3 separate regions of the Homo sapiens genome follow, and all the other regions are linked to region 1. The links are chromatin contacts, found by Hi-C or POLR2A ChIA-PET in ENCODE. All regions are on one chromosome and are shown on one strand. The core of a region is the stretch at or near the end of the contact, and the rest is flanking DNA. Distances in the headings are between cores, read along the strand shown.

What was found. A loop is a pair of places that touch in the nucleus more often than their neighbours do. ChIA-PET counts read pairs that join two places held with the same protein, here RNA polymerase II (POLR2A). Pooled maps may share reads with other maps.
Region 2: a loop to region 1 is called in a pooled map, with 18 times the contacts of the local background. The contact joins the promoter of WRAP53 here to the promoter of NDEL1 in region 1. A Hi-C loop is called at or near these places in 2 of 37 single-sample maps with no recorded cell type and 8 of 50 pooled maps. POLR2A ChIA-PET finds 5 or more read pairs at or near these places in 1 of 52 experiments (CD4-positive, alpha-beta T cell).
Region 3: a loop to region 1 is called in a pooled map, with 2.6 times the contacts of the local background. The contact joins the enhancer-like site here to the promoter of NDEL1 in region 1. A Hi-C loop is called at or near these places in 1 of 37 single-sample maps with no recorded cell type and 4 of 50 pooled maps. POLR2A ChIA-PET finds 5 or more read pairs at or near these places in 1 of 52 experiments (naive thymus-derived CD4-positive, alpha-beta T cell).

Annotation. Positions count from the first base shown.
Region 1 is chr17:8,434,070-8,438,376 of GRCh38, reverse strand. It overlaps NDEL1 (nudE neurodevelopment protein 1 like 1), which reads right to left and starts at 2,493. Exons shown (of 9, transcript NM_030808.5): 1 at 2,332-2,493. RefSeq lists silencers at 1,940-2,179, 2,220-2,419, 2,520-2,689.
Region 2 is chr17:7,686,178-7,690,484 of GRCh38, reverse strand. WRAP53 (WD repeat containing antisense to TP53) reads right to left here and starts at 2,008. Exons shown (of 11, transcript NM_001143992.2): 1 at 1,924-2,008; 2 at 1,406-1,837; 3 at 1,163-1,261; 4 at 784-895. The coding sequence starts at 1,836. It overlaps TP53 (tumor protein p53), which reads left to right and starts at 2,995. Exons shown (of 11, transcript NM_000546.6): 1 at 2,995-3,108. RefSeq lists enhancers at 2,057-2,106, 2,905-4,104, 4,065-4,114, 3,578-4,125, 4,145-4,274.
Region 3 is chr17:8,983,124-8,987,430 of GRCh38, reverse strand. No RefSeq gene overlaps it. Among named protein-coding and RNA genes, the nearest start is that of PIK3R5-DT, 19 kb to the right of the region's middle. Within about 2 kb of position 1,975, at least 5 of the 41 ENCODE cell types and tissues checked have a DNase peak (open chromatin) inside an H3K27ac peak, as active enhancers do.

The DNA of each region.
Region 1 (4,307 bases), core at 1,244-3,743:
TGGAGATATTCAGGCTATAGAAAGTTAGCTAATATAGAAAACATACTGCTAAAACAATGCTCTAATGGTACATCCACAATTTTCTGAAGCTAGAATGAAGATAGATAATTATGTATTATTGGCAGGGCACGGTGGCTCACGCCTGTAATCCCAGCACTTTGTGAGGCTGAGGCAGGCGGATCACGAGGTGAGGAGTTCGAGACCAGCCTGACCAACATGGTGAAACCCTGTCTCTACTAAATATACAAAAATTAGCAGGGCATCGTGGTGCGCACCTGTAATCCCAGCTACTCAGGAGGCTGAGGCAGGAGAATCGCTTGAATCCAGGAGGTGGAGGTTGCAGTGAGCCGAGATTGTGCCACTGCACTCCAGCCTGGGCAACAGAGGGAGACTCCATCAAAGAAAAAAAAAATTATTATTCTCTGCCCGCCCCCACCCCATCTTTCTTTAATACCAGATCTCAATACGGACACAGTCTCAAAAGCATGACAATTTTTACGTAAAGCATTATCATACTGTGTATGACCTTCAGAAATCTAGCAACAATCAACTCATTTGAGTTTAAAACAGCCTGTCCAAAATGCCTTTTATTTACAAGGAAATTATTCTTTGTACAATGGTAAGAAAATCTATTTTCAATGATATTGTTTCTGGTTAACAGTTCTAAAATGGACTGACGTTAGAAGAGTTCTTTCAGAACTCACTGTTGGCAATATATGCCTTTTTACTGAAATTCTACTACTCTCAAAGGTGACATTTACAGAATTTTTAACTCTTCAAAGTTGATCATAAACACGGTCTCTCTTTGATTCTATCAGACTTCTTTTTTACTTTATGGAGTGCTCAGAAACTTACGTCAGAAGTAATTTTAAGCTTTAGTAACCAAATTTATCCCAGCATGGTTTAAAATGAAAACAAAAATAAGTTGTTTTGCAGATGTCATGAAAGCAAGATCTAAGTTTTACTAAGGTTCCTACTTATTTTAAGCTCTTTATCCAACTTCAATTTATTTAATTTAAAAAAATCAAAAGAACTACAGCTTCAGAAGATTTAGCAACTTCTATCTGGATCAAGTCAACCTCTAACCAGGGCTGGCCAAAGGTTTTGTTTCTCACGCACTCTAATTTTAAATAACAATAATTTTAATAATAATTCAGAAGAAATACTTCACTTGGTTTCCCTTTACTTCTCTTCAGCCCATGACTTAACGCTGCACTGTGCCCATCAACTTCACGATTTAGCAAAGCAATTAACCAGCAACTCCTGAACAAGCTTCACAGGAAGATTTTTCTCATGACTGAGCAGCCGTTTTTATCCTAGGTGAGTTTTCTCAAAAATAATTGAGTAAGTAATCTACCAGCTTCTGGCATATCTTTGGCAAGTCACATTTTCTGCCTTGTTTTGTAGCTGAGAAGGGTATAAAAATCCCACGAAAAGAAACCAGAACTCCGAGCCTAGAAATGTAAATTATGATCCAAGCTAAACCACTCACCAGTTGGTTGAACCTAAGTATAAATAATTACCCCCATCCCAGCTCCATTTACCCATCGAAATGGCGATAACATAATCAGTTGCAACCACAAGGTGATGCGGTTAGAAAAAGATAGGAAGAAGAGTGCTCTGAAACGTGTAAAGGTGCTACGTAAATAGAAGGTAATAATCAGTGGTGACAGAACTCTCACCTCCTTTGCAAAACTTAAAGGGTCATCTCATGGCTTACAGCAAGAAAAGAGTCGAGCACAAGTAACCCGAGCCCGTTGGTGACACTTTGCCGAACTCCAGGGGGAGGATGATTAGCAGTTCCGGGCGGGAGTCAGGAGAATGCCAATCCGAGCCCAACGTGGGCTGCTCGCGCTCTCGCCCCCCATGGGAGAGAGGCACTGAGAGATCAAAATGCAACCCCGCTCCAAGCCACCCTCGCAAATGAAGGAATTTCGAAGAGGGGGTAGGAGGAGGCGGGCTGGGCGCGCCGCTGCCACCTCCGACTGGGCCACTCCTTGCGCCGCCAGCGCCCCAGCCCACGGTGCCACGTCCCGGCCTCCGTCACCGCCAGCCCTCACCCTACCCGGAACGGGGCACATCTTCCGGAGGCCACCGGAATCGTTCCCTTGCAGGCGCCCCTGGGGGGCCACACATCGGACCAGGGAAGGGAGGGGACAGTTAGAGCGGTTGGAACAGTTGCCCCCAGGCTGGCCGCCCCGGAACCCGGCCCGGCCCGCCCCGGCGGAGCCTCAGACACGGCCCCGGGCCGGGAAGGCTCCCCAAGGGCAGGCCTCGGCGCCGCCGGCCCAGCGCAGCCCCTTAGGGAGCGGCCCCGCGCTGCAGGCTCACCTCCAATGTGTCAAAAGCGCATGTTCGCCGCCGCTCAACCGACGTCTCCCCTCCGCCGGCCCGGCCAGGCCCGCCCAGCCGCTCGGCTCAGCTCCCCTACGCAGCCCCGAGCTCCACTCAGCGTACCTCCGCGCCCGGCTCCTCCCCGACACGTCAGGGACTGCCTGGGTGTCCGAGGCCATTCTGTGACGCACGGGGGCGGGGCTCGGAGCATGCGCGGCAGCGCACGGGTATGCGGGGCGGGGTGGGGCGGGGCTGGTGTCACAGGGGGCGGGCCAGAGCCCGGCGCGCTGACGCCAAGCTGACGGCGTCCTCTTGCGCAGGCGTCCTCTTGCGCAGGCGCTCCTGGACTCTGCGACCGGCTGGTTTTGGCTTGTGCAGTTCCCTGAAACTGCTATTCGGGAGAGTGGTGCCAAGACGGATGGGAACCTGCCTTCAGTTTTCTGGCCACCAAGGCCCTTCAAGTGTCCATGTGTCTGTGTTCCCGTTTATAAAATGAATCTCGGCTCATAGTTCACCTCCGAGTCCATTCCCCCTGCTCGAACACCCAATGGAACATCAGGAGCATTCTAAGCATCACTCTCACAAAGCTCTGTGTTGTTTTTACAGAACTTCCACTGTTTACATTTTGTATTTGTTCTCATCTTCCTCCAGTAGAATTCTAAGTTCTATGAGAGCTAGAACCTCTTATGCCTTGCTCATCCCAACAGATAACTTGGTTCTAGGCAAAGTGGACGCTCAAATATTTGATGAATGAATGAATGGATTCGTTGGCACAAAGGGGATTTTATATTTGCCCATTTATATATTGTATATATCTGAGCATATATTCATTTTTGTATACATGCGTGTACGTGTGTGTATGGGTGTGACTTTCTCCCCTCCAGGTCCCCCAAGAAATGGAGTCCTATGTGTATATATATACCTCTTACAATCCATCTTGGTTTTTGTTTGTTTGTTTGTTTGTTTGTTTTTGAGACGGAGTTTCGCTCTTGTTGCCCAGGCTGGAGTGCAGTGGCGCGATCTCGGCTCACTGCAACCTCCGCCTCCCAGGTTTAAGCAATTCTCCTGCCTCAGCCTCCCTAGTAGCTGGGATTACAGGCGCCTGCCACCACGCCCGACTAATTTTTGTATTTTTAGTAGAGACGGGGTTTCACCATGTTGGCCAGGCTGGTCTCGAACTCCTGACCTCGTGATCCGCCCGCCTCGGCCTCCCAAAGTGCTGGGATTACAGGCGTGAGACACAGCGCCCGGCCCCATCTTGCATTATTAATGTTTATATATTTTTAGTACGTAAACACACACGTGTATGTGTGTGTGCGCGCGTGTGTATTCCCTAGCGGACTTGGAAGCAAGCTGGAGACGATACTAGCCCAAAAAGGAGGGAAAGAGGGATAGGCAACTTACATAGGGAGTGGAAACTTAAAGGAAGAGATACATTTTAAAAACAATTTTAAGAACTTTTGCTGTATAATGTACAAGGTAATCCTTTCCTTTAGGAGATGGGGTCTACTGTGTTGCCCAGGCTGGTCAAGAACTCCTGACTTCGGCCAGGCGCTGCAGCACTTTGGGAAGCCGAGGCGGGCAAATCACCTGAGGCCAGGACTTCGAGACCAGCCTGGCCAACATGGTGAAACCCTGTCTCTACTAAAAGTACAAAAATTAGCCAGGCATGATGGTGGGCACCTGTAATCCTAGCTACTCCGGAGGCTGAGGCAGGAGAATCGCTCGAACCCGGGAGGCGGAGGTTGCAGTGAGCACCACTGCACTCTAACCTGGGCGACAGAGTGAGACTCCGTCTAAAAACAAACAAAACAAAACAAAAAAGAACTCCTGACTTCAGGCAATCTTCCCACCTCAGCCCCCCACAAAGTCCTGGGATTACAGGCACCAGCCTCCATGCGGCACGCAATGTAATCCTTTCCAATTTCAGTGCTTTTAGGATTGGATTTGTGGGTGTGAACACAAAAATAATG
Region 2 (4,307 bases), core at 759-3,258, 750 kb after region 1:
AGAGAGCTCCTTCCTGACCATTTTATGCAATGTGCTTTCCTCTAGTTAGTCTCTCTTCATTCTGTGTATTTCCTTCAGAGCATTTATCATCATCTTGGTCCTGATGCTTGCTGGTTTACATGTTTGTTGTCTGTCTCCCACACAGAAAGCAAACCAGCCCTTCATCTGTCTTGTCCACCACTTTATCCCAGCACAGTGACTAACATATATCAGTAGTCAATCAATAAATAGCTATAAGCCAGGCACGGTGACTCACACCTGTGATCCCCGCACTTTGGGAGGCCAAGGTGGGCGGATCCTCTGAGGTCAGGAATTTGATATCAGCCTGCCCAACATGGCGAAACCCCGTCTCTACTAAAACTATAAAAATTAGTCGAGTGTGATGGCGTGCGCCTGTAATACCAGCTACTTGTGAGGCTGAGGCAGGAGAATCGCTTGAACCCGGGAGGCAGAGGTTGCAGTGAGCCGAGATCACACCACAGCACTCCAGCCTGGGTGACAGAGCAAGACCTTGTCTCAAAAAAATAAGAAATAGAAATATATATATGCTGCCACAAGAAATTCACTACTTTTTAGCAAAAAACACAGATTCCTAATTAAAGAAAGGGGAAACCTCTCTCTAAATAACTTCAGAATTCGGGGCAGAAAACGCTACATGTGGAAACTCGTCTTGAAAAACAGTCCCGTTTGTGAACAGGAAACACTTGGACTACACTTTTTCCATCTCCACGAAGGACTTAAATGTGCAGCATTGATGAAGAGGCAGTTAGCCCCAGTCCTTACCATTTCTGCATATTCCACCTGCTCCCCCTCATGGTACAGCTCTGGGGGCAGGTTATAAATTCGCAAGATGTTATCAGCACTATTGGTCAAGATGCAGGAACCGTCAGGAGCCCTAGAAACAGGGGAGAGTTAGAAAGCTGGCCAGACCTATGCTTTTCAAGTGTAGGGCTAGGGCTGAGCCTGCCTCTGGGGTAGGTAAGCCCCCCTGAATCCTTGAGGGAAGTAGAAGACACAAACTGCTAGATAAAATGTAAGCTCAGTCTAAAAGGGCTACGTGCCGCTTCTCCCAGCTCTGGGGCATCCCTCTCCTAGAAAACTGGACTGTTTTACAGTGAAAATCTCGGGGGTGGTCAGCTCCCTGCCCCGTTGTTATCCTTACCACTTACAGCCTTTCAAGAAGTTCTCAGGTTGGGTGCTGAACTCTGACCAGGAACCACTGAGAAATCGAGGCAGCTGGGAGAAGCTGTAGTTCCAAGCGCTGAAAGGAAGATGGGGGACAATAAACCTGGGTCGCCAAGCAAAGGGGGCAGAGGCCTGGAGAAGTGGGTCTCAGGACCAGAGGACAGATCGACCTCACACTTCATCTCCCCAGACTCCACACTCCACTGCCATCACCACTTACGTGTCTCCCTCGTCCTCTGCAGCGGGTTCCCCAGAGGTATCTTCCATGGCTTTTCCAGACCCCAACTCTGGCCCGTTCGCTTCTTCTTCAGAAAGGCTCCCGTTTGCTTCTTCTGCAGGAAGGCTTGTATTTTCAGAAAGTTCTTGCTCCTCGATTCGAGGACTCAACTCACTAGGGGAACCAAACTCTGTTTCCAGGGGAGTGGAGAGAGAAACTGGGTCCCCCTCCCGTAGCTCCTGGGACACAGCTGAGCCAGCCACAGGATCTGGGGACAACCGGGGCGGATCCCCCCTTTCGGGAGGCGGTGGCATCAGTTCAGAGTCCGCATTTTTATTCATCGGGGAAGCGTGGGGAGAAGGATGGGCTGGAGCTGGGTCCTGGTCTGAAGGACAGCAGTCCGGAGCTAACGGTTGAGTCTCCAAAGTCTTCATACTGCAGAGGAAGCACAGCGGAGATTAGCCTCAGCCAGGATGGCTTCGAAGTTCTCAGGGATCCGACGCAGAGCTAAAGAAACCCACCTGTGCTTCCCTCCTCTTCTGGGAGTAGGCAGAAGACTCCCGGGAGGAGAGGCGAACAGCGGACGCCAATTCTTTTGAAAGCACTGTGTTCCTTAGCACCGCGGGTCGCTACGGGCCTCTTGCTGTCGCGGGATTTCGGTCCACCTTCCGATTGGGCCGCCGCATCCCGGATCAGATTTCGCGGGCGACCCACGGAACCCGCGGAGCCGGGACGTGAAAGGTTAGAAGGTTTCCCGTTCCCATCAAGCCCTAGGGCTCCTCGTGGCTGCTGGGAGTTGTAGTCTGAACGCTTCTATCTTGGCGAGAAGCGCCTACGCTCCCCCTACCGAGTCCCGCGGTAATTCTTAAAGCACCTGCACCGCCCCCCCGCCGCCTGCAGAGGGCGCAGCAGGTCTTGCACCTCTTCTGCATCTCATTCTCCAGGCTTCAGACCTGTCTCCCTCATTCAAAAAATATTTATTATCGAGCTCTTACTTGCTACCCAGCACTGATATAGGCACTCAGGAATACAACAATGAATAAGATAGTAGAAAAATTCTATATCCTCATAAGGCTTACGTTTCCATGTACTGAAAGCAATGAACAAATAAATCTTATCAGAGTGATAAGGGTTGTGAAGGAGATTAAATAAGATGGTGTGATATAAAGTATCTGGGAGAAAACGTTAGGGTGTGATATTACGGAAAGCCTTCCTAAAAAATGACATTTTAACTGATGAGAAGAAAGGATCCAGCTGAGAGCAAACGCAAAAGCTTTCTTCCTTCCACCCTTCATATTTGACACAATGCAGGATTCCTCCAAAATGATTTCCACCAATTCTGCCCTCACAGCTCTGGCTTGCAGAATTTTCCACCCCAAAATGTTAGTATCTACGGCACCAGGTCGGCGAGAATCCTGACTCTGCACCCTCCTCCCCAACTCCATTTCCTTTGCTTCCTCCGGCAGGCGGATTACTTGCCCTTACTTGTCATGGCGACTGTCCAGCTTTGTGCCAGGAGCCTCGCAGGGGTTGATGGGATTGGGGTTTTCCCCTCCCATGTGCTCAAGACTGGCGCTAAAAGTTTTGAGCTTCTCAAAAGTCTAGAGCCACCGTCCAGGGAGCAGGTAGCTGCTGGGCTCCGGGGACACTTTGCGTTCGGGCTGGGAGCGTGCTTTCCACGACGGTGACACGCTTCCCTGGATTGGGTAAGCTCCTGACTGAACTTGATGAGTCCTCTCTGAGTCACGGGCTCTCGGCTCCGTGTATTTTCAGCTCGGGAAAATCGCTGGGGCTGGGGGTGGGGCAGTGGGGACTTAGCGAGTTTGGGGGTGAGTGGGATGGAAGCTTGGCTAGAGGGATCATCATAGGAGTTGCATTGTTGGGAGACCTGGGTGTAGATGATGGGGATGTTAGGACCATCCGAACTCAAAGTTGAACGCCTAGGCAGAGGAGTGGAGCTTTGGGGAACCTTGAGCCGGCCTAAAGCGTACTTCTTTGCACATCCACCCGGTGCTGGGCGTAGGGAATCCCTGAAATAAAAGATGCACAAAGCATTGAGGTCTGAGACTTTTGGATCTCGAAACATTGAGAACTCATAGCTGTATATTTTAGAGCCCATGGCATCCTAGTGAAAACTGGGGCTCCATTCCGAAATGATCATTTGGGGGTGATCCGGGGAGCCCAAGCTGCTAAGGTCCCACAACTTCCGGACCTTTGTCCTTCCTGGAGCGATCTTTCCAGGCAGCCCCCGGCTCCGCTAGATGGAGAAAATCCAATTGAAGGCTGTCAGTCGTGGAAGTGAGAAGTGCTAAACCAGGGGTTTGCCCGCCAGGCCGAGGAGGACCGTCGCAATCTGAGAGGCCCGGCAGCCCTGTTATTGTTTGGCTCCACATTTACATTTCTGCCTCTTGCAGCAGCATTTCCGGTTTCTTTTTGCCGGAGCAGCTCACTATTCACCCGATGAGAGGGGAGGAGAGAGAGAGAAAATGTCCTTTAGGCCGGTTCCTCTTACTTGGCAGAGGGAGGCTGCTATTCTCCGCCTGCATTTCTTTTTCTGGATTACTTAGTTATGGCCTTTGCAAAGGCAGGGGTATTTGTTTTGATGCAAACCTCAATCCCTCCCCTTCTTTGAATGGTGTGCCCCACCCCGCGGGTCGCCTGCAACCTAGGCGGACGCTACCATGGCGTGAGACAGGGAGGGAAAGAAGTGTGCAGAAGGCAAGCCCGGAGGTATTTTCAAGAATGAGTATATCTCATCTTCCCGGAGGAAAAAAAAAAAGAATGGGTACGTCTGAGAATCAAATTTTGAAAGAGTGCAATGATGGGTCGTTTGATAATTTGTCGGAAAAACAATCTACCTGTTATCTAGCTTTGGGCTAGGCCATTCCAGTTCCAGACGCAGGCT
Region 3 (4,307 bases), core at 726-3,225, 550 kb before region 1:
GTCAGTGGTTGCCTAGAGGCAGTGGATGGATGGGAGGAAGGGACTAGAAAGGGCCACAAGAAACCTTCTGGGAGTAAAGGACGTTCATTATCTTGATTGTGGAGATGTATTTTCATGGGTCTATATGTATGGCCAAAGTTCTCAAATTGCACTGTTTACATATGTGCACTTTATTGTATATCAATTATATCTCGATAAAGCTGTAAAAAAATTTTTAATCCTACAAAGAAAACTCTAGGCCCAGATGATGTTACAGATAAATTATTTCAAACATCTAAGGAAGAAACAGTACTAATATTACATAAACTCTTTAATAGCATAGAGGAAGAGGAAACACTTTAAAAAATAATAATAATAATGGAGATAGGCTCTTGCTATGTTGGCCAGGCTGGTCTTGAACTCCTGGGCTCAAACCATACTCCCACCTTGGCCTCCCAAAGTGCTGGGATTACAGGTGTGAGCCACTATGCCCAGCTGGAAACACATTCTAAGTCTTTTTGTGAGGCTAGTATAACTGGATACTAGAACCTGACAAAGACGTTACAGAAAGAGAGAATAACAGGACAAATTCTGTCATGAATATAGATGCAAAGTTCTAAACAAAATGTTAACAAATTCAACCCACAGTGTACAAGTAAGATAATGCATATGACAAAGTGGAGTATTTTCTAGGATTGGAAAATTGGTTTAATATTAAAAGATCAACCAATGAAATTCACCATGAAACAATACAAAGGATAAAAAGACATATGATCATCTCAATAGATGCAGAAAAAGCACTGGATAAAATTCAACACTTGTTCAGAATAAAAATTCATCAAACTAGAAAATTTCCGTTAGCTGATAAAGTGTAATTCATATGGAACTAATTTTGTGTTATGTACAAGATAGAAAGGATTCTATTTTATTTTTGTATATGAATTATCAACTATGCCAGCAACATGTATTGAAAGGGCTCCCCCTTTCTCCTCTGACCTGTAATGCCATCTAGGTCTTAAATCATACTTCCACATATGTGCAGATCTATTTCCACTGACCTGCCTATACCTGCACCAGTACCACCCAGTCATAGCTTTAGGACGCATTTTGATCCTTCATAAGGAAAAACCACACCACCACCTCTGCCCACCCACTTCCTTTTTTTTGAGACAGGGTCTCACTCTGTTGCCCAGGCTGGAGTTCAGTGGTGCAATCTTGGCTCACTGCAGCCTCAACCTCCTACCTCAGCCTTCCGAGTAGCTGGGACTACAGGCGTGAGCCACTGTGCCTGGCCACACTTCTTCCTAGGAGTATCTTGTATATTCTCAGTCCCTTGCTCTTCCATATACAGTACTGAAACACCTGAGCAAATTCCACTTACAACTTTGTTGGGATTTTTTCTTGGGGTTGGTCGCATCAGATTTGGTGAGACTTCATTCTTATACTTTGCTATGAGACATGTTTTTCTTTTAACGTGTTTATAAAGACTGATTTAGTCTTTATTTAGTATGTCCAACATCTGGCTTCCTCTGAGACAATTTCTATTGACTTTTATTTCCTGTGTGTGGGATATACTGTTTCTTTGAGTGCCTCATAATTTGTAGTTGAAAACAGGACATTTTACATTTGGAAATCAGATTCACACCCCCTTCCCAGCGTTTGTTGTTGCTGCTGTTTGTTGATATTGTTGTTGCTGCTACTGTTTAGTTTGTTTAGTGGCTTTCCTGTACTAATTCTATGAAGTCTGTATTATTTGTTTTGTGTGGCCAAGGAAGTCTGTGCTCCTTTAGCTTAGTGGTCAGCTAATGTTTAAATAGAGGTTCTTTAAATGCCCAAACCAATTGATCTCCCTGCACTTTGCCAGGGAACTGTGCGTGTGTGTTGACAAACACTCTGATTGCCCTAGTTAGTTTACATCTCTGCCTTAACTTTCACTTCCTGCTTGAGCACATGCCGAAGGTCAGCTTGAGGTGAGAGACTGGGGCCTTGTCAGGTCTTTCACGGGCATGAACATGTGCCTACTCTTCTAGATCTCCAGGACTATGTCAGAGCTTTCCAAAGCCCCCTAGCTCATTTCCCAGATTTTGCCAGAGGCAGCTGCACTGTTAAACAATTGCTGTTGATTGCTTTCAACAAATACTCCAGTAGTAGGGCAAGCTCTGAGTCAGGTCAAATAAAAACATCTGTGAATGGGGCTTTTCCAGGGAATTGCCAGCGCAGTCAAATAGTGACAGTTCTCTGGGATGGGACCTTTGGGGGTGCCCCAAAACCACCTGCCTCCTCCAGTGGCTGCAACATTGCTGCTTTGCACAGCTACCATGGTTGTAAGATTTTCAAGTCTACCTCAGAGCTGGGGAGAGGGAGATGAGAACAGGGGAAGTTAAAAATGCTGCAGAACTCACTGTTCTTACTGAGAGTCAGCATTTTTTCTTGAATAAATGCTCCTGAGATTGTTGCAAGTTTTTGGTTAATTTACAGAGTTCTAAAAAGGTTTTTATTTTATTTATTTTTTATTTTTTTTGCCAGTGTTCTCACTGCTTTTATGGAGGAATGAATTTTGGGGGGTCTCCACTCTGCCGTTTTGGAAGTGCTTCTCCAGGATTGCATTGAATCTTATAGGTCAGTTTGAAGAGAGTTGATATTTTTATAATACATTTTGTCCATAAAATGGGATAACTTGCCAATTATTTCTATGTTTTTCAGTGAAGTTTTACAGTATTCTGTATATTGTCTTGTAAATGTTTTATGTTTACTGTCCTAGCTTATGTTGCAACAATTATCTTGTAATTTAAAAAAATATGTATTTTGTTAGTTGCTGGTGTACAGCAACGGAATCCATTTTTTTGTACAGTGATTCTAGAGCCAGTTATCTTAACTGCCAATCTTATTTCTAATAATTTCTTTCTTTCTTTTGCTCGCTCACTCTTCTTTCTTCTTTCTTTCTTTCTCTCTCTGTCTCTCTCCCTCCCCCTTTCCTTTCCTTTCCTTTCCTTTCCTTTCCTTTCCTTTCCTTTCCTTTCCTTTCCTTTCCTTTTTCCTTTCCTTTCCTTTCCTTTCCTTCTAGATGGAGTTTTGCTCTTGTTGCCCAGGCTGGAGTTCAATGGCGCAGTCTCAGCTCACTGCAATCTCCACCTCCCAGGTTCAAGCGATTCTCCTGCCTAAGCCTTCGTAGTAGCTGGGATTACAGGCATCAGCCACCACACCTAGCTAATTTTTGTATTTTTAGTAGAGACGGGGTTTCACCATGTTGGCCAGGCTGGTCTCAAACTCCTGACCTCAGACAATCCACCTGCCTCAGCCTCCCAAGGTGCTAGGATTTCAGGCATGAGCCATCGTGCTTGGCCTATTTTTAATAATTTCTTTGTGTCTTCTTTTCAGTTTTCTGTATAGACAAGCATATACTCTTTGAATAATGGCCTTTTCTTCTTCCTTTACAATGTTTTTAAATTGTGTTGTTATCTTAATATTCTGGCTGGGGTATCTGATATAATGGTGAATAGAAGTGGTAACAAGGCACATCCTTGTCTTGTGCCTGATCTTTTTTTTTTTGAATCCATATGTGTTTATTTAAAATTAACTGCTCTTGGAAACACCCTGCTCTTCACATGCTTTTTCAAAAATACCTTTGTTGAGAAAAAAGTTACATCCCAAACAAATCACTCATTTAAAGTGGTTTTTAGGATATTCAGAGTTGTGCAACCATCACCCCAATCAGCATTTTCATCACCCCAAAAACAAACCCCATGCCCATTAGCAGTCACTTAACTATTTCTTTCCAACCATCCCTAAGCAGCCACCAGTTGACTTTCTGTCTTTATGAATTTGACTGTTCCAAACATTTCATACAAATGCAATCACACAATACAGGGGTGATTTGCAACTGGCTTGTTTCACTTAGAATAAAGTTTACAAGGTTCATCTATGTTGTAGCTTATGCCTGATATTAAAAAGGATGCTTCGGCCGAGCGTGGTGGCTCATGCCTGTAATCCCTACACTTTGGGAGGCCGAGGTGGGCCGATCACGAAGTCAGGAGATGGAGACCATCCTGGCTAACATGGTGAAACCCCATCTCTACTAAAAATGCAAAAAATTAGCCGGGCGTGGTGGCACGTGCCTGTAATCCCAGCTACTCGGGAAGCTGAGGCAGGAGAATCGCTTGAACCTGGGAGGTGAGGTTGCAATGAGCCGAGATCTCGCCATTGCAACCCAACCTGGGGGACAGAGCGAGACTGTCTCAAAATAAATAAATAAACGAATAAATAGGATTCTTCCTAGTATTTCTTTGTTAAAATTAAGTGTTTATTATAGGCATTTACTAAATACTCTA